3 separate regions of the Mus musculus genome follow, and regions 1 and 2 are each linked to region 3. Evidence: chromatin loops called from intact Hi-C (ENCODE). Cell type or tissue: gastrocnemius. All regions are shown on one strand.

What was found. Hi-C counts contacts between places; a loop is a spot of excess contacts. Peaks named below come from ENCODE experiments on the same cell type or tissue, not always from the same donor. Only the 100,000 strongest peaks of a DNase experiment are listed, where the experiment ranks them.
Region 1: a loop joins it to region 3, with 2.4 times the contacts of the local background. A loop is called at or near these places in 3 of 42 quality-filtered maps.
Region 2: it touches region 3 in a loop (2.3-fold over the local background); 4 of 42 quality-filtered maps call a loop at or near these places.

What each region holds. Positions count from the first base shown.
Region 1 is chr1:60,813,289-60,821,288 of GRCm38, forward strand. No RefSeq gene overlaps it. Among named protein-coding and RNA genes, the nearest start is that of 2310016D23Rik, 39 kb to the left of the region's middle. In gastrocnemius, no CTCF peak of the experiment used is centred here; no DNase peak of the experiment used is centred here; H3K27ac peaks cover 3,611 bases.
Region 2 is chr1:60,612,851-60,620,850 of GRCm38, forward strand. No RefSeq gene overlaps it. Among named protein-coding and RNA genes, the nearest start is that of Gm38388, 17 kb to the left of the region's middle. In gastrocnemius, no CTCF peak of the experiment used is centred here; no DNase peak of the experiment used is centred here; H3K27ac peaks cover 3,946 bases.
Region 3 is chr1:60,664,797-60,672,796 of GRCm38, forward strand. No RefSeq gene overlaps it. Among named protein-coding and RNA genes, the nearest start is that of Gm38388, 69 kb to the left of the region's middle. In gastrocnemius, no CTCF peak of the experiment used is centred here; DNase peaks (open chromatin) are centred at 3,287, 3,642 and 4,447; H3K4me3 peaks cover 1,640 bases; H3K27ac peaks cover 4,788 bases.

The DNA of each region.
Region 1 (8,000 bases), 150 kb after region 3:
ACAGAAAAGTAACTAAAATATTTTTCCCCAAAATTTTAATTTTATGTAACAACTATTAAGAACTCAGGGGACTGGTGATGCCCTATGACACAGTTTGGAATGTTAGTCCTCTCTTGGCTCTACCATTGGCTTCTACTCAAGGCTGCTAACATTTGTATCCAAACTGAAGCTGTGAATCAAACAATAATAACTTTAAATTGTGTGGAGCACTTAGTTATGAAATGCCATTGCATGGGTTTTCTCTGTCTACCTTCATCACAGGGCTCAAAGGTAGATGTTTGTTCCAATTTATAGATGTGGTTGCTGAGGTGCAGAGAGTTCAACTGGTTGTTATGACAACACAGAGGAGAGAGATTTGAATACTACTCTTCTGCTTCCTAATGGAAAGCCTGTATTGAGCATGCTCAGAAGAGGATCTGTATCGTTCTTTGTGCTTGAGGATATGTATACGTGACTTGGAGGAGGAAGATAGAAGGACCTGGGATAAGATAAAGAAGCTGCCTGTTCTTTTCACATCTGAATCGATGTCCAGAAAACTTCACTTTCTTTAGTCTTAAAATGGGAAGCTAGGACACTCTCAAAGATCAGAGCTCAGGTAACAGAGACTAATTTTCAGTTGCAGTTGATCCTGGAAAAAAAAAAAGCTTATTTTGCTTACTAACTTGGATTCCATAATGATTCTATCTTCACCTTGACATAAATCATCAGCAACAACAACAACAACCCTCCCAAACAAAAACAATCCATCTTTGTCACTGGATGAAGAAAGGCAGAGCTCCAGGCCTGTGGCTGCTAATTCCATCACAGACAGAAACAGGGCAAGGATTTCCAAATAGCTAAGATCAAAAGTATTAAACAGAGGTGTTCTTGCATACAAATTAAACATCTCACCAAAATAAAAGGCAGCTTGATTTTTAACGTGGGGAGAGAGAGAGAGAGAGAGACAGAGAGACAGAGATAAGAGAGGCAGAGATAAGAGACAGAGATAAGAGAGGCAGAGATAGAGAGACAGAGAGAGAGATAAAGACAGAGAAACAGAGAGAGAGGCAGAGAAACAGAGACAGAGAAACAGAGACAGAGATAAGAGAGGCAGACAGAGATAGAGAGACAGCGAGGAAGCATGATTGATTTTGACCATAAGACCTTGATAACCCCCATAAAAAGGAAAAAAAAAATATGAATAACATTGAGGAGAGATTTAGGTCCTAGTATAACCAGAAGTGATGATACTTATTTCCTGCATCAAGTAAGAGCATCTTAGTTTTTTTCATAGAGATACATTTAAAAAAAATAGTAGTATTCATAGGAGACATTTTCAGGCTTTGTTCTATCCCATATTTCTCCAAAGGACCTTAGTGCTTCCTGCATCTTCAAAAATACCACAAATACAAGAAGCACAAATCTGGGGCTGTGCATAGATACACATGGTAATATATACAAGTGTAATGACGACAGGTCAGCAAAGCATGTGGTTGAACTTGAAAGTACTGTTTAAATCAGAGCTCCTATATTAGATACACTCTAGTGTGCTTGGGGTGGTCTATTACCGTCCAGTACAAGGAGGGTCATGGACAATAGCTCATACCTCATTGACATGAACAGGGTCAGATGTTCCAAACAAAAGACTCATAGGGGCTGGGATCCCCAGAGCTTCACTCATACTCCCTTCTCTTAAACTTTTATTAAGCTGAGAGTAAAGTAGTTCAATTTTAGTAATAAATTACAACAGAAACCTAGGGCTGGCTCCCCAGGCCTCTTTTGTCTTTCCATCTTTAATCAATTATCTTCAAAATTCTCAGCAGTATGTTTAATTTCTAGGAATAGTATCTACATAGAAACTATTTCAAAAGGAAGGTTGAAGGGTCAAAGGCTTTATTATATTTACTCTCAAAGTGATTTTTCTTATAAATGTGTAATATACAATGAATGAATTAGCACAAATAATGTATCCATAACTTGTATATGTGTACACGGTTAAAACAATCCCATGTATACCAATGTATACCTGTTTTAATGTAAGAAATAAGCTTTAACTAGTAGCATTGACCCTTCCTCTATTAAATCCTCTTCCTCCTTACCCGAGGAAAGATATTGGTTGTGCTTTAATCATTTTCTTCCTTTCCTGGATATTATTATTATTATTATTATTATTATTATTATTATTATTTGGTTTTTCGAGACAGGGTTTCTCTGTGTAGCTCTGGCTGTCCTGGAACTCACTTTGTAGACCAGGCTGGCCTCGAACTCAGAGATCTGCCTGCCTCTGCCTCCCAAATGCTGGGATTAAAGGCGTGTGCCACCTTATATATATGACTCTTTAGGTAATATTTTAGCTTTACATGTTTTAACTTTTATTTAATAAAAGAGTTGTTGTGTGTTTTATTTGACAACTTAGTTTCTCATTCAGTGGTGGGTGTTGGGAATGGGCTTTCCCGTCCTGATGTAGGAGTGAGTGATTTGCCTTCAGCATTAAGTGGGAGGTTTACTCCATTAGCTTTCTCCAGGCTTTTTATCTAGCAGGTATCTACCAGTAAAGAGTGTTCACGTGATCATTTGCTGAAGATTCTTTTAAAAATTACAAATGAACAGTGAACTGGCAAATATTGGCAAATACTTTCCCTTTTCGAGCTAATCTCAAGGCTTTTCTAATTCTAAACGCTGCATGCTGTTTTGATAGGTGCGACAACGTATTCCTTAATTCGCTGTAGGGAGCATAGCTGACTGATGAACCCTACTGCTACTGGATCCAAGTGTTAGGTTCACACTAAGGTCAACCTCTCCATGGGCTATTCCTAGTCTGTGACTAAGCAGGGTGAGATTACACTTGTAGGGCTATTTCCACAGTGAAGGACAAGTCAAGAACTCAGTGTTGACATGCTTAGTGTGCCATTCGTATTGTCAAGTGTGGAGTGAAGTTTGCTTGTAAATGGAACCACTGGGCTTTCACTGGAGATCTCAGTCTCCTAAAAATTTGATGTTGTTTTTTTAAAACATGATTTACCAATGATGGAAAATAAATGAAAAAGACCCTAGCAATGGAATAATTGGTCATCAAAAAAGAAATATTCTCATTTGAAGTGAAGCTAACATAGGGAGGGTATTATCTTCCATTTTACAGCTTATGAAACAGTTAAAAAATACAATACTTGACTTATTTCAAAATGTATTGGTGGGGTTTCCAAGTCTCCAAAAGGGAGATAACACAAAGTGAATGGACCTTTTAAACATTTATCTGTCCGTCATCTATCTGTCTGTGTGTCTGTCTATTGTATCTAATATGTGTCTGTATAAGTGTATATGCATGGGAATGTGTGTCTTCATGCTCTTCTGGAGGTCAGAGAATAAGGGAGTCCTCACCTTCTATGATGTAGCTCCTAGGGGTCATCAGGCTTGGCAGCAAGCACCTTAACCCACTGCTTCATCAGCTGGGCTTTGCTTGAAATGAGATACAGACTCTTGTAAATGACTGCAGTACGAAAGAAATGGATGGAAACAGCAGAGCAAGTGGGGAAGGAGTGGCCGATGAGCTGGAGAGTTTATACAGCCACATCCCATGATGGAAGACAAAAATCTGCTCCAAGTATTACTGGATCTTATTTTAAGATTTCAATTCTTCCCCCTTTCCTCCTCCTTCTCCCTCCTTCCCCCTCTCTTCCCCTTACCGCCAACCTCTGTCTATCTGTCTGTCTTTCTGCCTTCCTTTTTCGAGTGGGGTTCAGTCAATGAGAAGCATCAGCCGGATTTTAGAAGGTCACGTTGATGGAGAGAGTGAGTTCGGGTACCTTATCCTTCTGTCTTCCCATACCTGATCCTCTGACTATGTTGGGTTGGCTGCCCCACATGACAGTCTCTGGATTCTAGTAGTAGCTTCCTCTGCTTCATTCAGGCTTGCTGGATAGTCCCTTTCTTGACTCTTATTCATATTAAGATACCACACTATCAGTTCTTATTTACGTAAAGATTGTGCACAGTTTTGTTATTGGTCCCTTTCTTCAATTACACAGTGCCACCTGTGTCAGCTGATACCCAGCCTGATTCAGGATTGTTTCAGTTTTTTACTCTCTTCAGGTGCTTTCACCATCTCTGTGTGTTTCCTTAGTTCTGCTCACACTGCACTAGTAGTCCTGTTAAAATCCCTTCACCCTTTTCTTCTGGAGTAAGGTGTGGATTCTGGGTCCTCCAGGACCCTGACTGACATATAAGTTAGGATGTGGTTGGATATGGCCTGCTCAGCTACAGAATGGTTAAAAGAGCTGGAGTTAGATGTTCTACTGTATGAAAACAGTACAACAGAAAACTAGAGATGAGGAAGTTGTTGACACCAAAGTTCCAAAAGAAAACTTATATCCATAGTAAATAGGCTCCTAGCTAAATTCCAGAACAGACTGTTAAATGATATATTATGATTGCTTAGTTCTGGAGAAGTGGTCTTCACAAAGATGCCAGGAGAGGTTTCATTCAGAGAAAGCAGTAAATTTTTTCACATTGTTTAAAGTGATAGATACTTGTTGAACCATGACCTCTATGGAATGTGAGAATACTTTGACAGAAATATTGTGATGTTCTAGTAGAGAAATGAATGGCAGCTGAAATTTATGTAGGTTTTTTTTGAATGAAGATTTTTGTTCTTATGTGGGGGGATGTTGCAAATTAATAGTGAGTGTCAGCTTGGAACCAAGTCTCTTGGGCATTCTCAATGGCTTTGGTTTTAGTCATGTTTAAAAATGTCTCCAAGATACTGGGATACATGGGAATCATATTTAACATCTACAAATTTGATAAATTGTTGAAGAAAAGATAATGTTCTGAGTTATAAGATCATGATTTCAAATTACCTCAGTCACTTGGAATTTTTGACTTAAAAAGGAGCCATGAAATGCAGTGGGTAAAGGCGTAATGGTTGGAAGGGAGGGAACAAAGTGATATTATTCATAGATAACATGATTACATATGGAGAAAGTCCAGAAGAATCTACAAACTATATTGCTATGTGAAATTGTCAGGCTCTTTAGATAATTGGCATATGTGCAAAATTAGTCATATTTCCATACTAGCAACAAATAGAGAATTAAATAAGAGATTCTTTGTAATGACATAAAAACCATTCCATATCTAGGAATAAATGTAATAAAATGCACGGATGCCTTTTGTTTTAAACAGTATAAAACATTATTGGGAGAATGTAAGCCGCCTGTAGCTGCCTGCAGCTACACTAACTGGGTTCCTGAGTGGGAGGCAGGAGCTGTATGGGAGAGAACAACGAGAGAAATAATGGAGGCCAAGACACTTTTTTGTTTAAGGCCCTCCGAAGTTTACTGAGAGTCTGTGCTTATAAAGAGGGTAGGCCCATCCCCCACCAGCCCATTCTTGGTGCCTGGAGCCAGCCCATAGGCGATCTACAGGGTGTGTCTCCGGAACATCTCAAGGACCTTTTAGCAGTAGCAGAGTCTTGAAGAAGAGCAAATAGAGCCATCAAGGTCAGAAGGCTCTACCCTAGGTAATTTCCTTCTTAGTGGCAGCAAGGTCAAAGTCTGGATCAGCCTGCTTCAAGGCTGAGGGAGGCTACAGGAGAATTAAACCCACCTAAGCAAGTAGAAGAAGGGACCAGGATGATGGATGGGAAGACTTAGAATTATAAAGATGTCAGTGATACAGAAATTTATGTTATGAGTTCAACACAATTCTGGTCAAGATACCTGGGATTATTTTATGGAAAGGGCCAACATAATTCTACAATACTTGTGGAAACACAAATAAGCCAAAGTTATAAAGGAGAGTCAAATTAACCAAAGGAACAGAGTCCACAGGTGCTTTTACCTGCTTAATGATAAAGAAACCACTCAGTCCAAAGTAGAAAGAAAGACTTCTCAGGAGCTGGAGAGATGGCTCAGCGATTAAGAGCACTGATTGCTCTTCCAGAGGACCTGAGTTCAATTCCCAGCAACCACATGGTTGCTCACAACCATCTGTAACAGGATCAGATGCCCTCTTCTGGTGTGTCTGAAGACAGAAACAGTATACTCACATAAAATAAATAAATTAATTTAAAAAGAAAAACGGATTTCTCAGTAAATGGTGTAGGGTCTACAGGATATCCATACAGGAAAAATGAAAACAAACAACAAAATAAAAACATATCTTGGCTTTTGTCTCACAGTCCCAAATCTAACCCTAGATGAGTCACCAATCTCAATTCGAAAAGTAAAACAGAAAGATTGTGGGAATAACAAACCTTGTGATGGAATCTAAGGGCTGTTCCACTAGACAATTCACATCTATATAATACACTGGTCAAAAGCTCATGACAGGCTAGGTGTGGTGCATGCCTTTAGTCCCAGTACTTGGGAGGCAAAGACAGGGGAAGCTCTGTGAACTAAAGTTTAGCGTGGTCTACATAATGAGTTCCAAGACAGCCAGGGCTTCACAGAGAGACCCTGTCTCAAAACAGAAACAAATAAACCTTCTGGTCTGGGAAATGATAGGCCTTAATGGGGAGCTTTCTACCATTGTTTTGTTTAATGGACATGTTGATGTGTTTTGTATATATTTATATTTATGTCTATGGGTTAGTGCTGCTCTCAACTGTGGCCAGAGAAGCTTCCCACTGTAGAAGTCAATGCAGAGACACATTAGTGGTCAAAGCACTGAGAATGAGTGACTGCTGTGTGCTCAGGCCTAGGTGGGGCAACTACATCATATCATACTCCAAGGCTCAGGAAAGATGGTGGAAGAATGCCTGGAGAGAGAGTAAGAGCCAGAAGATGGGAGGCCTGCTGTGAAATGCCGACTTCTGGTCATGACATGGCTGTTGCACTAATGAAGTCAGTGCCTAAGATTCCCCCAATAAGCCAGTACTCCAGCAGGCAGCACTAATTAGACCAAGAGAGTTATAAAGGCAACTGAGAAGGCATGGGAATGCAAGTGGGATATGCTGCCAAGTGAGTGGGGAGCGTGGGAGAGAATTGCTGGGGTGTATATGATCAATGTACATGCATATGAAACTGTCAAAGATTAAATAAAAGATTAAAACAGAAAACAAAGACTTTAAGAGAAAACATAGAGAATCTCATGATTTGGAGTAGACAAACATTTGCTGGAAGAGTCATAACATGAAAAAAATTAGTTAGTAGGACTATGTTAAAATTAATAAATTCTTTGATATCTTTCAGAGGCTAAGGCAGCAATCTGAGTATGAAGTATCACTTTGGAATGAGAATGGCCTCACAGTAGCTATCACAACAATGCGAGTGAATCCCAGAGCTACAACTGGGCAAAGAGAGCACACACTGTGACTGCATTTATATAAAATCATAGGAGTTAGGTGGCGCTGCTGGAAGACGGACCTGCCAGTTACTTTTCTCACTGCTGGGGCTAAAGCAGCTTAAAGAAGGTTTAGTTTGGCTGCTGGTTTGAGGAGGGTACAGTTTATCATGGTGGGACAAGCAGGGGAGCTGAGAGGAGAGGAAGCACTGAGGAAGCAGACAGACAGACAGACAGACAGACAGACAGACAGACGCATTCGGTGCTCAGCATGTTTTTACCTTCACATTCCATTCAGGACCCGGGGACATGGCGTGCTGTCACAGTGATTCTAAATCCTGCCAAGTTGAAAAATCAAGATTAACTACCATACCAGAGTAATTTTTATCCTTGGGCAAACTATGGCTAATTGGGGGGTTGGGATGATGAAGTTTTGGGGGCTCTGGGTCAGACTCTTCTTTTGGTTGGTTACCAATGTGCATTTAGTGTGTGAAAAATCTGTTGAGTTGTGAATTGGACTTTGCAGTGTCCTGCAGGTATGTTAACTCATCAACGAAACCTTTGACAATAAGGACACATATGTAGTTTTGAGCTGAAGTGCAAATGAGTGAATTGCACAGCTGGGGAATCTATGTCACATGTTGCTAAACATAAGGCATCTTAGAAAGCACTTCTAAAAAAAGTGGCAGTTAGGGAGAAGAAAAGACAAAAGAAGCAAGCATTGCAGTGTTTTAGACTAT
Region 2 (8,000 bases), 52 kb before region 3:
GTTCAATTAGGGAATGAGTACAAGGTACTTTGAATAAGATCCACAGCTAAGTTCAATCCATAGTAGCCATTTTTTTCTCCTTCTCTTGAAATTACAGACAATGCCACCTATTACTAAACTTCTGGTTGGAGAAGGACTTGCAAGACAGTGATAAACTCGGGGATGGGTTATCTGTCCATCTCAATTCCTAGGTTCATCCATATTTGTACACAATACAACAGAGGGACCATCAAATGTTCAAACATTTATGAAAGTTTTTCTCAGAAATGACTTTTCTGGTTGCATGCTATAAGGGAGATCAGGTCTGGGCTTACTAACACTCTGTCCTTTGAATGTTTTGAATATGAGCTGTGCTTATTATAGCTGACTCTTATCCAGAGATGGGTGTGTGCCAATCATGTAGAATGGTTGTCAATGGTCTGGAGAATAGGCACTTTCCATGTGCAACTAAGTCTATATATTCTCTCAGCTGAGAGGCAGGACATAAAATGCCATGGAGCAAGTGGGATGTGGGGTATGGGACATTTATAAGTAGCAGAGCATTCATTGTACAAATATTTCCTGTGTCTCAGTCCCCTCTGACCTTAGCTACTTTTTAAAGTTACTCACCCACAGCTCCTGCTATGAGCCATAGCCTAGCACCTCCTTTTGCAGTTCTACCAGGATGTCTTAGTCAGTGTTCTGTTGCTGTGAAGAAATACCATGACCACAGCAACTCTGAGAAAGAAAAATATGAAACTGGGGGCTGGCTTACAATTTCAGAGGGTTTCATCTGTTATTCCCATGGCAGGGAGTGTGGCAGTATACAGGCAGACATAGTGCTGGAGAAGCTGACATTTCTACATCTGGATCTACAGGCAGCAGGAAGAGTGAGAACCTATGGGCCTGACTTGGGCTTCTAAAAATCTCAAAGCCCACCCCCAGTGACACACTTCCTCCAACAAGGCTACACCCACTCCAACAATGTCATACCTCTTAATCTTTTGCAAGAGTGTCACTCCTTAAACAATTAAACATATGAGCCTGGGGGGGGGCATCTTATTCAAATCACCACACAGGTGCTCCTTGCCTTGAGTATTGAGTGCTTTTTGTTGTACTGTCAATCAGACCTTGCTACCCAAATCCAGTATTCCCTTGTTGCTTCTCTGATGGACCCTGTAGCCCTGCTATTTGTATATTCATTATGGCAGGCACACACTCATTAACATGTTGGGCATTTATTATATTGATGTTCTCTACGTGTTAGGTATTGCACTTGGCCCTGGGCATTCAAAGATGACTCAAGTCTTTGACTCTAGGGAGGAACAGAAATACAGATAAAGCACAATAAAGGCAGTGACATGGTGGGCAGTATTTAGAAATAGGAACTTTGAGTCTGAATGTTTGGATTCATGTTCTGGCTTGTCCCTTGCCAGCTGTGTGACATGGATAAGTTATTTAAAGGCTCTGGACACAGTGTACTTATTTGTAAAGTGGTGATTGTCATTGTGCCAACCTCATAGGATCATTGTAAGTATTGATATTTAGGGATATGGACAATGCCTGAAACACAGCAAGGTTAAATTTATATACTTATATAAATTTATATATTGGTTAAATTAATGAGTAAGTGACTATAATAAGATATATCATAGGGAATTATAGGAACACATAGTCCTATCAGCAAGATTAAAGCTTTGCGTCCATTTAACTTTGTTCTAGATTTGGGGATGTCTTTCTGCTTAAGAAGATATAAAGGAAGTGAGTGCAGCCAGTTTGGCTGTTCAGCCTCAGTGCAGTGTTAGTGTAAGCCAGTTCTAATTTTGCACTGCATTCCCAGCAATGAACCCCTTACTGTTCCCTTGACCCAAACTCAAACCTGTGTCTCTAGGGTAGTACCTGGGCCTATTTTGCTACCCTTAGTCTCTGCTTTCATTTCTGGACGAGTCTTCAGTTCTGGAAGAGAAGTCTTGCCTTGGTTACCAAGCTGCCCTTGTCCACAAGGATTGCAGCCACTAGCCCGGCAGTCATCAGATCTTGCTGTCTAGGTTTCTATATAGTACGTGCTCTAGAGTTCTTCTGTATTCTTCCACTGGTTCTGCCACCACACCAGCCTACTATTTTACTCTCCTGATGCTATGCCCTACCTACCTTGCTAGTCTTTTCTAATGCCCACTCCTCTCAGCAGAAGGTGTTTAGTTTTTGGTCTTAGCTGGATCATGGCTTCCTACCACCATTTACTCTTCCCTACTGACTGGAGGAAGCAGCCAAGAAATGCTGAGTCAGACATTCCTGTTCCACAATGGAATGATCTAGTTTAGCTGACCCATTTAGGAATTTCCGGGTATCTGTATCAGGAGGTAGTAGTAATAAATAACCATGCCTCCCTCCATAGAGGGAGCTGCTAAATAAAGTTTGCCACATGATGTGGGGGAGTATCTTTTGGTGCTCAAGTTAAGAAAAACTTCTTAGTAATTCTAGCTATGCTATACCTGAGTATACACCCATAGGACTCTAAGTCAACATATTACAGAAATACTTGCACATACCTGTTTATTGCCACACAATGACCAGAAAACCAGCCTAGATGTCTATCAACAGACAAACAGATAAAGAAAATGTTGTATACACACAGTGGAATTTTATGCAGGCATGTAGAAAAATGTTAATTTTTTTAGGGTTATGTAGAACTGGAGATCATCATGTGAAGTGAAATAAATCAGATTCAGATGACAGATACTTCATGTTTTCTCTTCTATGCATATCCTAGGCTTGGATTTATATATAGATGTGTGTGCATGTGTGTATGTGTGTGTGCGTATGTGTGTGTGTCTGTATGTGCATGTGTGTGAATGTGTGTATGTGTGTCATGAGAGAGAATGGAGAGATCTTGAGGGAGGTAAGAGGTGAAGAGGGTGATGGATCTCTGGGATAATAAGGCAGAAGGGAAGACTATCTAGGAAGGAAGGTACTGGGGACAAATTAGAACAAAACATAATTACCCATATGTAAGGAAATGCCACTGTAGAACCCAGCCCTTTGTGTGCTAGTGAACTCTTCCTCCTGTGCCTCTGGGTTTTTTCACTTCTGTTTTTCTGCATGGCTTTTATTCTCGGTATCTTCATGCAGGCTAAATGTTTTAAGAATCTACAGGCTGCCCCTTTGCTTCTCCCAGCCCTATTTTTGCTTCTTGGAACTTTCTAAAACTTGAGTACAATTTAAATATCATTGCATATAATGTCCCTCTCCTTGGACTCACTTCCTTCAAAGCTGGCTACTCACTTTGTTCTTGAATATGAAACCCCATCATCTCCATTATGGTGATAACTTCAAGGCTTCATCACTGATGAGGGCGTCATGAATGAAAGTCAAGAGTGGAAGGGACAAAGGGCAGAGTAAAATGCCCTGCTTTTAGTGACACAACCCAATTTTCATTAGGCCCCATGTAGTTGTGTAATTTCCATTAGACACATGCTGATTTCTTTTGGCCCTATGCATGGACGACAATCTTATTTCCCCTTCAGTTCTATTTAGTACTTAGATGTAATTGAAAACTTAATTATGAGTGCGGCAAGCCATTTGCAGAGTATTTCCCACTCATGAATGGTTTTCTCATCCATGTTTTATGGTATGCATTTATTTCTTGATTGAAATAATTTTCACTTCACACAGTATCTGACATTTGCAAGGGTTTTAAGGAGCATTTGCACATGTCGTCTCAGCACTCCATGAGAGGGGCAGAACCGTTATTATTCTTAGGTTACAGAATAGGAAATCATGGGACCGAAGAAGGATGTCTGAGAGCTGAGTAAAAGCAGCATTGGGGGTCACTGCAGGTCCGGCACTTATAGCTCAGACAGTGTTAACTATTTACCAGCTATATGCCTTTCTGTCAGTTTCTTAACCTCTCCAGACATACCCTCCTTCATCTGAAAAGGGAGGGACTTCTGCCCAGGGTTAGGCTTCCTTCTTAAACATGTATGATACTCATATTTACTTTCTTAGTCTCTGAAAGATGAGGAATCATCACACACACACACACACACACCTTAATGTATTCTTTCACTTGTAGCCCCCCCCCCCCCCCCCCCACACACACACACAAGTGCTCTTTTGGAACAAGATTGGAGGCCTATGGAGGTCAAAAAATCCTAAAGTAACGCTGCAGTCTGTGGTGGTCCTGGACTAAGAGGCTCAGGGCACTGGACATATTCTTTAAAAGTGTCATAGTGAGTCATTCTAGATACAGTGAAGTTGCAAATTCCAGTTGAGTGAGGTTCTGGAGGGTTTGCAAGTTGGGAGGAAGTTGGAAAGCAATTCGTTTTAGGGGAGAGGCAAGCTGGACATCAATGGCAGTTTTGCTGTTTGTTGATTGATGGAAATGTGGTAAGCATTAAAATTTAGACCAAAAAAAAATCTTGTAAGACTTCTACAAACTGAAATTGTGAAATGCCCTTTGAAGAAACAATGGATTTATTAATATTTATATAAATCTTGCTGTAATATCTTCTTCCTTCTGTGTTAGCTATGATAACAGTAACAAAAAGTGGGGAGGAGGGCTGGAGAGATGACTCAATGGTTAAGAGCACTGACTGCTCTTCCAGAGGTCCTGAGTTCAATTCCCAGTAACCCCATGGTGGCTCACAATCATCTGTAATGATTTCTGATGCCTTCTTCTTGTGAGTCTGAAGACAGTGACAGTGTACTCACATGTATAAAATAAATAAAGCTTTAAAAAAAGGTGAGGAAATTGAGATCTTAAGAGTATAGGTTTTGCAACACAAGATATGGAAGGAGCTTGTGTGTGTGTGTGTGTCTGTCTGTCTGTCTGACCATACATGTGTAGGTCAGTTGTTACTGATGATTATCTACAGTCAGTCTTTGTTTCTTTCTGTCTCCTTTCTTGTGGTGGTAGGATTAAACCCAGGACCTTGCCTGTACGTTGTGTATACTATCTCTCATTAACTTACACCTCCAGCCCTTAGTCTCTTTCCTTGATCACCAGTAGTCATTGATAGAACTGTGGGATTCTTTTGAGTGCTAGGCAAGCACTCAACCTCTGGGCTACAGTTCCAGCCCCAAAATACAATTACTAACGAAGTAAGCTTACTATGAATAAGGAGTAGACTCTCACTGAAGCTGTGAGTGAATCAAACATGTCCTCCGACAACTCTGACAGTGCTTGTAATTGTCAATGGTAGAAAAATTTGCCATGAGATAAACAAAATAAGGAATGACTTCTCTGTGTGAGTTTAAGCTACCAGAGCTCTGTGTAATACACTCAATATTGTGTTTAGATATTTTTTACATCTATTGTAACACTTTTATTAATTAATTGAGAACTTAATAAAATGTGTTTTGATAATATCACCTCCACTCTTTCCCCTAACTCCTCCTAGACCAACCCTGTCTCCCTCCCCAACTTCTGTCCCCTCTCTCTTTCTTTTCCTTCTTCTTCTTCTTCTTCTTTTAAATGATCCATAGAATCTGATTTGTACTGTTCATTCACTCCTGGGTATAAGGCCACCCACTAGAGTGCGGTAGACCTGCCTAATGTTATTCAGTGAATATGTTTTCCTGTGTTTCTGGGATCACAAAGCACTGTAGTGTCCTTGGCTTTTGAATAGACAGTGGTAGTCTCTGTAGCCATGTGGAGAGGGATTTATACCTCTGCTAGAGGTTTTGAAAGGTGACTGTTCTGTAAGGAGGGTGTTGTGGACATCGTGAGCATCATGGTTACTTTTAGTAAGAGCCTGGAAATAGAACCAAGTATAAAGTTGCCAGATGGGAATTTCCCATGTGTACACATGGAGGCTCTAAAACAGCCCAGCAGGGGATAAGTATGCTACATTTGATTGAGAAGGGCTAGACCAATCCCAGGGCTTGCTAAGAGGTGTTCAGACTGTTTCTAAAACAATATCCAACAAGGGGGTCCTTAGAACACTCTTAAATAATAAATTAATTGAGACAAAGTTCATGTTTCACCAATCTCTCTCTCTTTCTGTTTGTGTGTGTGTGTGTGTTTGTATACATGCACAGCTATGAGAGGAGACCAAGGGGCAACCTCAAATGTCATTCCCCAATCTCTGATAATCTTTTTTTGGGGGGGGAGACATGGTCTCTCACTGCTCTCTCCAAATAGGTTGCATAGCTTGCCTGGCAAGTGAGCCTTAGCCCTTCTTAACCTCATCAGTACTGGCATTGCAAGTGTGTGCACCACTGTGTTCAGGTTTGTTTTCTTAAATGTAGAACCTGGGGATCCAGCTTAGGTCCTTGTGCTTCTAAGGCATGTACCTTACTAACAGCAACTGGTTTAACCCCAGCATGTACCTTACTAACAGCAACTGGTTTAACCCCAGCATGTACCTTACTAACAGTAACTGGTTTAACCCCAGCATGTACCTTACTAACAGCAACTGGTTTAACCCCAGCATGTACCTTACTAACAGTAACTGGTTTAACCCCAGCATGTACCTTACTAACAGTAACTGGTTTAACCCCAGCATGTACCTTACTAACAGTAACTGGTTTAACCCCAGCATGTACCTTACTAACAGTAACTGGTTTAGCCCCAGCTTCATTTTCAAAGCAGTCAATGGTTTTGAGTGTATTCACGTGCAACTATCTAATCTCAGATCCTATTTATTATCTTTAAAAGAAATAAATTGTCATTAGCAGTCACTGCCCTTGGTCCCTAGCAAGTGTCAGTCTGATTTCTGTCTGTATGGATTTCGCCTGTACTGGAAATTTCACTTGAATGAAATCATACCACGTGTGGCTTTTTGTGTCTGGTGTCTTACAGCTAGAATGACATTTTCAAAGCTTATCAGTGTGGCATCTATTAGTACTTCACTCCTTTTTAGAGCTGAAATTATTCATTAGATGACTGTACCATATTTTGTTAATCTATTCATCTGCTATTGTGAATGTGGGTTGTTTTGATTCTGGGGCTTGCTATCATTTGGAAAAACATCTCCACCAAAGTCCATGTATTTTTAAATGCTTATATCTTATTACTATTGCTGGTATTGTTTGTTGTGGTAGTGTGTATGGTTGGTGTGTTAATGTGTAGACTAGTGTGTGCCATGGCAGACTGTGGGGGCTAAAGGGAAACTTTCAGGGGTCAGTTCTTTTCCTACCTCTCTGAGACATTGACTTTCTTGTTGCTGCTACTGTGCTGTGTACTCCTGAGTAGCTGGGCCATAAACTTCCAAGTGATTTTCCTGTCTCTGCCTCCCATATTGCCCAAGGACTGTGGGACTCTAGATATGGACAGTGCATCTGGCTTTTTTACGTGGCTCCCAGGGATGGAACTCAGGTTACTAGGCTTGCTCAGCAAGTGTTTTTACCTGCTGGGCCATCTTGCTGTCCCAGGTTTTAAAGGCTTGGTTCTGAGCAGAGCACTGTTGGAATGTGTTGGATCCTTTAGGAGGTATAGCCTAGGAGGCCTTTAGGTCTCTGAGGAAGTGTTCTTGAAGTGGACTGAGAGATCCTAGTCTCTTCTTTTTTCTCTCTACTGCTTCCTGGTTTATGATAAAGGAGGTTTGACTCCATTATTCTCTCTCTAGACACTTCCTCCAGAATTCCCAAGCAGTGGGACCACTTGATGATAGACTGGAGTGTCAAAACCCATGAGCTAAGAAAATTGTTTCTTGTCTAAGTCAACTATCTCAGGCACTTTGTTACAGTAGCAGGAGGCTGATTAGTACAGGAGTACTGTAAAGATCGTGGCTGTGAATATCCATGATCATATTTATGCGATCTTCTGTGAATTTGACTTCTGTTCTTTGAAGTCTGTAAGCAGAGCATGGTATCCATCTCTTTGCCTAGGCATGAGACTGGCTGGATTCACTCTTGGGGTGGTATTTTCGGGAAGGCTTAGTTGAAGAGAGAAGACCTACTTAACGAACCATTTCTTCCCATGGGCTTGGATCCTGGGCTGAATGAAAATGAGGAAATGAGCTGAGAACCAACATTAATCTTTGCATTTAGTTACTTTTGTGCTTCTATGATAAAATGCC
Region 3 (8,000 bases):
CCTCAATTCATTAAAAAAATTAAGTTTTCTTTTCTATACTTTCTGGTTTGTTGTTGTTGTTGTTGCTTTTTCGAGACAGGGTTTCTCTGTGTAGCCCTGGCTGTCCTGGAACTCACTCTGTGGACCAGGCTGGCCTTCAACTCAGAAATTTGCCTGCCTCTGCCTTCCAAGTGCTGGGATTAAAGGCATGTGCTACCATGCCTGGCTTTGTTTTTTTTTTTTTTTTGTTTGTTTGTTTTTGTTTTTTCTTAAGATTTATTTTTATTGTGATCTATGTGTATGTGTTTATCAGTTTGAACATATGCTATGTGTGTGCGTGTGTCTGAAGAAGTCAGAGCCCCAACCTGGAGTTATGGCCAGCGTAGGTACTGATACTAAACTCAGGTCCTCAATAACACAAGTAAGTACTGTTAACTGCTGAGCCATCTCTCTAGCAACACTTTAAATTAAAACAGCAGCAGTAACTGCAGAGCCAGTCTTCTCTTTCATCCTCCTGCTATTGATAGTTTTCCTACCTCTTATTACTGAGTCATGTATGTTTTCATCAGAACTGTGCACTTGGTATAGGATATATGTTAGATTAGATTTGCTTACTCACGTTTTAGACACTGATAAATGTTTAGTAATGGCAGGAATGTAGCAAGAACACATGCTCCCAACATAGTCAGTTGACTACCAGAGTGGAGTAATTCTACTCTGAAATGTGATCTGTTCAGAACCACATAGCCTTTAAACCTTCAAGAGCACATGTGTGTCCTCCCTCGAAATGCCAGTAGGCTTAGAATGTCAGCCACGGAAGAGACAGAGCTTTTACACCAGGAAACAGAATGCCAGGGCACTTTATTTCTGTATGTTATTAAGTCTGTACGACCTATTCCTGTAGTTGAAGGAGTGTTGGAGGTCTGATTATAATTCATGCGCAATGGGAAGGCACTCAGGACGCTCTGGTCATCTAGTGTGTTCACTCAGCATCACTGGTAACACGGAAGAAAGGGATAAAAGCCTGCTTCCTCTAGGAGCTAGGGTGCATGGTGGGCATGAGTCCGGGCTAAATGTCTGCCCAAGCTCCTTTGAAAGGCTTCAAAGTTAATAACATCTTATTGCTTGTTGGTTTTAGAGTAGACCCTAATACAAGGCACAGGTCAACATTTTTCTCTGCCAGAATATATTATTTGCCAGCTGGAAGATATGTCTTTAAAAAAACAAGACAAAACATGAAACAAAACAAACAAAAACAACTGCACTGAAGAACAAGTGAGCTAAATCTAATCTCATATCCATAATTTTTAATGCGATGTAATTTTTCTAATGATGATAAATCTACCATTCAAAATTAGTTCCTGATACAAGAGTCACTTTGTTCAAAGGAAGTGAAGGTATTAATACTTCAGTAGAAATGTATTTTGAAATATTCTTTCTGGAAAATGGTTTGTAATATGTATTCCTGAAAGGTGCTTGCTGTTCTCTTCCCCAGACAAGATGGTCATCTTGTTTTTCTCTTTTGAAAATTTAAATAATATAGAAAAATATTAAAAACAAATTTAATCCCGATTTTCCCCGCTAAAGCTAACATTTCAGCAAACATACTTTCTATGTATCTTATGCATGCTACGTGTAAATTTTTGTTTATATATAATACACATATATGTAATTTTAAATGTAGACAATATTATACCTTTTCGTAATTTTGCCTTTTCGCTCAGGCATCTGCAATGGAAACTTTGCTTAATAAATACCAAGTTTTGTTTAACAGCCACAGAAGCAGCCCAATGTGTATATGCAAACTGGGACTTTAATTAATCCTCGGCTAGCAGATATTAAATCGTTTCTATCTTGGTGTTGTGCGAGGCCTGCAGGCCTCTTTTCCTCGGGAGCTCACCCATAAAGTAGAAGGATTGGAGAAATCTGATCCCTGAAACAAAGAGGGAAAAGAGCCATGTTGACCACTGCTGACACTTGGGAGCATAGAAGCGGGTTTTTCAGTAGACTGCTTGAAAGTCTCCACATTTTCAAAATCAATGTAATGGTGTCTTAATTCTGGCAAACATATGCCAGATGTTCTTATGAGCAGAAGAAACTAACTGTGCTGGTAACAGTAATGTAGGCAAGGCTGATTTTTTTTTCAACTATTTGCCAAGATGTGGGAAAAACCCCTTCTTACCCCTATGCCCCCATAACACAACATTTGGGGTACACTTGAACTGCAGCACTCATTTGATTTGATTTTAATGTGTCTTTTCGACTAAACTATTAGCTTTCTGAGGGCAGGGACTGTGATGCAATTTGAAGGATCCTTAGGACTGTTTGTCCTTTAATACCCTGTGGTAGTTTCTCATTTGCTCTGCCCCCTAGTTAGCAGTTACCATCTCCCTCTTTTTCCTTAGTGGTTGAAATATAAGTGTAATATTTGCCCAGGGCATACAAAGTTGGAGTTTGGGAGGAGCACTGTGTAATGGATTTTAAATTATTCTGATTTAACTCTTGGCTTTTCACAACCCAGGACAAATCCTTTAATTCTTCTGAGCCCCAATTCCCTCTGCTACAAGTGGAGATAATAGTCTACTTTAGAAAGTGCTCACATTGAGGGAGCTTGTGTTTTAAGGCCATTAACAAGATACCCACTGCCATGCTTAATAAATGGTAGCTACACAGTAATATCTTTTCAAAGGTACAAGTTATCCACATTTATATATGTATATGTCAATGACTATGTCTTGCCTTCTGCTCTAGTGAGCATAGCTACTAGATTGAAAGCAACACAAAGCTAAAAGGCAATAGAGATTAGGAGCCAACACACTCAATAAAATCAATTTGGAACATAGGTTGATGGAGGAAAACTAGGTTTTTATGTTCTCAAACCCAAAAGAGGTGTCTGGAGTATTGAAATGGGGGAAACAGAATTGGATTAGGTAATTCGACTCATAAGAGCATTTTATTAGGGTGAAAAAATTTTTAGATAGTCTGTAACATAAAGGGTATCTTTATACAACCCCAAGGAATAAAATCAAAAGCTATAAATGTAAAAGGTGACCGATAGAAACATTTGCTCTTTTGCAACTAACAATCAACCTTTTAGAATGACAGACTGCTTGAGGCTTCTGCACCAGGCTTCACTTTCTGCATACCAGCTAATGTATGAGCTTATTTTCCACCCGACAGTCAGTCTTGAAGACACAGGAATGCCTTGTGGTCCTGGTCACTAAGTTTGGATGAGGTTTCTGCATTAATCTGCTCCTGGGGAGGGCACAAGGAAGCAGTGTCACCGTGGAACGTAATACCAATGTTTGTTCCCCTCCCCCCGAGGTGCGGTACTAGCAAGCCATTTATACACAGGGCTGCCCTTCTGAAAACAGGTAGAACAAAGGACATCCACTCGGAAGAAGCACTTTCAGTTCTTAGTCAAAGATAGCTTCCCTTGAAAGGTAGAATGTTTTTAAAAGATGAGAAAATGTGTGCTCTGTGGGACCAAGGGAATCTCATGCAAGGAAGCACAATCCATCTCCCCTTGCCTGCAAGGGAGCCAGATCCTGATTTATTTTTTGTTCACGATTCAGCAGAAATACAATGCTCCGTTTCATAGAGGCTTATTACGACACAATAACAGCACTATAATTTCCGTCTCGATGAAGGGCTTCCCTTGGCTTTCGGCCGGCTGATCTCACTGTCCGTTAGCGAGCCTGCTGCTTTGGACACAGGGGAATGCCTTCATGTGTGTGCATCCTGTGTTCTTTTAACGAGTGTTTTATAAATGGTTTAACAGCTGTTATTTACTGACGTGTTTGGTGTTTGCATATAGTCAGACTTTTGCCTGGTGGGGAGATTTAGATAGTCTGTAAGCCACCGTGAGTGAGGGTGCCGCTCACTTCTGTTTAGTGCACAGAAGACCTTTCGGCTCCTTTGTCTCAGGAAACCTATAATTGTAAAATTCCTCCTTGATATTATCATTCACACAGGCCCAGACCTAAATACCTAACTAACTCTCTCTCTCTCTCTCTCTCTCTCTCTCTCTCTCTCTCTCTCTCTCTCTCTTCTTCTTCTTCTTCTTCTTCTTCTTCTTCTTCTTCTTCTTCTTCTTCTTCTTCTTCTTCTTCTTCTTCTTTCTTTGGCCATTCTTGATGTTGCTTGGAAATTATAGTCAGTTAAGTAAAATTTTTCTGGAAATGGCTCTAAAGCTAGGAACACTGCTTATTTTTGTCTATTTTAACAAGTTTTCTTTTCTTTTCTTTTCTTTTCTTTTCTTTTCTTTTCTTTTCTTTTCTTTTTTTCCCAGAAGCCTTTGGACTCAATGCCCCACGGCTATCTCTCAGCACCAGGGACCTTTGCTCCAGGACAGTATAAACGTTTCGTAATTCTTGCTTCCTGAAGGGCAACAACCTGAACTCTCACACGTAATCCTCCCCTCTCCTGTGGACGGGCTTGGCTGAGGTGTGCTGCCTTTCTGCAGTGCCAAAGGGGACGTGTCAGAGAAGGGATGACTCCCAGTGCCAGTAATAAACAGTTGGGCGGCAGCCTTCTCTCTAACAGCAAAGCCAAGCTTAGCAGTTAGTCAGCTCTTTCTCCCTCCATAGTCTGAGCTGACGAGTGCGTAGCTACTGGTTCCAAACACTTTCCTCTTTTTGATTAGAAACTGGAAGTGCCAAAGGAGAGACAAGTATTTTTCACGTTGGCTTTAAGTACACATATTCAGTGAGTGCCCACTTCGGACCAGAGACTGTTCAAACCCCCTAAGTATTATCTTTCTTCACTCCTACATTAACTGTCAAGAAGATGAGTTTCCATCTCTATGTGAAATCAAGTCTTTAAGGAGGTTTGGATACTTGCCTCGGGTTGCATATTAGCTGAGGCAAAGCTAGGGCATCACCCTGCTGTCAAACCCACTTTTAATGTTTCCCCTTAATTCTTAGAAAATTCATTCAACATTTTTTGATCATTGTCACATGCCTCCCCCATCTCCTCCCAGATCCACTCCCAACTTACTTTGAACCTAACTTTGTGTTCTCTCTCTCTCTCTTAAAAAAATAAAATAAAAAAAAACCAAACAGGTCCAATTTGTGTTGTTCAAAAATTCTTGGGGGTGGGGCCTGCTTTGGATCTGGTTGATCAATCAGTGGTCACATGCTTGAAGCACCCTCCCACCTCTAATCCCCAGCAGCTATTAAAGGCTATAGCTCCATGAGACTCCAAACCTGCACCTTTAACCACTGCGCTATACTGCCTCCCCGTGTTAATGCATCTTTTATCTGTATTTCCAGCACTTTGGAAGATTGAAAAAACCACAGACGCCTGCAGATAACACGTTTTATAATAGTTTCTATGCTTGTCATTATCTTTACATTGTATTGTTATATTAATTACTATGTTACAAATGAAACAGCCAGGAAACCGAGCTAGGTTCAAGCAAATTCAAGGATTTTGAGCTCTAAGATACCATCGTAACTATAGCCTTCTGCAGCTTTGTGTCTGCTCCTGGTTCTCTAAAGCAGTCTTTTGTTTTGCACGAACACTTGCTATGGAGAAATATCAGCTGCAGGGAACAATTCACAACGGTACCTACTACCCACTCTCCTTCCTTCCCCACAACCTCCGGTCCTGGCAAGTGCTGTTATTTTGAATGAATTTGATTGAAAGAGACAGGAAACCCACATTTATTTATTTTTTTCTAAAATTTATGAAACAAAGCATGTTTAAGAAACCTGGAGTTATTCTTGGTTTCTGACATCAACCTTCAGAGGAAAGAAAACAGTGGTGCCATAAATTGAAAAAGAGGTAGAGGGCTCAGGGACACTTAGCAATGTCAAGCATCAGTGCCATTGTCTTCAGTATGGGGCGTTCTAAGGCATTGAAAACACCAGCCAACGGGAATTTCCAAGATTGTGTAATTCTCTAACGGAGCTGCTCTGAGTTTCTTTGACTGCTCACTTTTGACCATTGCCTCTGGGATGCAGGACCCATCCTTAGGCTAAGCTTTCTCTTTCCCAGCCTCTGCATGGTGACTCCTCTGTATCCTCAGATAATGATTTCTCTCTAGGTGCTAGGTCTTCCATTACAGCACATAGCTTCCTGTTAGAGGTTGTCCATATTCTGAGTTCGCAGCACTCTTCAGTTCTGTATTATTGGTGATACAAATAAAAAAGCTTAAAGACATCAAAATGACACCACCATCTCTGCTTAATGAAACATCTAATGATGTTCATAGAAGTAATTCCAGCAAGAGCATACATAGCACATGCCTGTCTTTCAGAGATAAGTCTAGGTTTGAGGACAAGGTGAAGGCGTGTATCCCCTTTGCCTTGTCTATAGATTCATGGAATGGTGTGTTCATGTGTTTCAGTATTTCTTTGTTGTCGGCCTGCTGTTTTATTCATTGCAAAGTGAATCAATGTACTTCCCTGTAACAGTACATAGACTCATTTTATTTTGTTAACAAGTGAGGATGCCATGCCATACTGTTTAGGGTGTAATAACTCACTGTTATCCCCAGCAGCTATTAAAGGCTATAGCTCCATGAGACTCCAAACCTGCACTTTTAACCACTGCGCTATACTGCCTCCCCGTGTTAATGCATCTTTTATCCGCATCTCCAGCACTTTGAAAGATAGAAGAAATACAAATCACAATAAAAAGAAGGGCAGAATGAAAAAGAAATGCAGAAATACATCTGAAGTTGCTTGCCCAACCAATGGCCCTACAGTAGCATTTGAAAGATGATTTTACTCTCTTCTTTGTGGAATAATAATGCTAGGTTGCTGTTCTAGTGAGTGGTACCCAGACTTGGCCAAGAACTCCAGCCAATCCTCATAGTTTGATGATTTAGAAGATGTGCAGAAAACAGTGTTCAATACATGTACTTAAGAGCTGGCACCTGTTTGGTACTGAGAGATCAGGGTGCTCCCTAACAGTTAAAGAAATGCATCATAGCCAGGCAGCAGTGGCGCACGCCTTTAATCCCAGCACTTAGGAGGCAGAGGCAGGTGGATTTCTGAGTTCCAGGCCAGCCTGGTCTACAGAGTGAGTTCCAGGACAGGCAGGGCTACACAGAGAAAGACTGTCTCAAAAAAAAAAAATAAAGTGCAGCATATTATCCAGACATGTGCAGTGGTTGCAGTGAGAAGAGGCATCTTTATCTTTTTCTTATGCACAGTAATTCAGGAACTAGGCTGGACATTTCCTTGTTTTCCTCTAGCACAGAAAATAACTAAAATGGATCTCTTTAAAATCTACAGAATTTATGCTCTTCAAGATTCCTAATCTCATAGGCAGATGTAAATCCTGAGTAGCTTTGAGGAATAGACTAGAAAGAAAAGGAATAACAAAACCCACACGTTTCATCAAGTGAGCCCATGCTAAGGCTTCCATGCAAGTAAGATGAGGGCAGAGCTGCCTTACTCAAGTATTCAAGTGTTTTTTAAGCTTATATTGTGAACCAAGTTTATTCTAGTTTCTGAGAATAAAACATAAAGACAGATAAATTCCTGTTGTCATTCACTTAAAGCTTAGTAGGAGGCACAGGTGATACGAACACAAATTAGTGTATAAGATGTCAAAGAGGAAGGGAGGAGAATGGTGAGGGGGGAAATGGGATTAGTTCATAATGAGTAGTTAGAGAAGGACTTCTGATAACGGCATTTGAACAGGAAACTGGTGCGTTCTGCGTGTGTGTGTTCGGCATGCCTGTGTGCGAGTATGTGTGTGCATGTGTGTGTGTGCACACGTGAGTGCCTCTGTACATGTGTCTGCATGTGTGCATGTGTGTGTGAAATATATTCTAGGTTGAAGGGCATCAGAAGTAAGGAACCAAGGGGGGCAGCATATTGTTCAAAAGCAACAAGAGGACCATTGTGGTCTGCATCCAAGGGAACCAAGAAGGTATCCTAGGTGATGGTACAGGGGTGGGGAGCATTATGGTAGTCCCTATAGATTACTACAAGAACTTGACTTCTAATATGAATAAAAGGAATCCACTGAGGAATCTGAGCAGGCTTTTAAAAATTAATTAATTT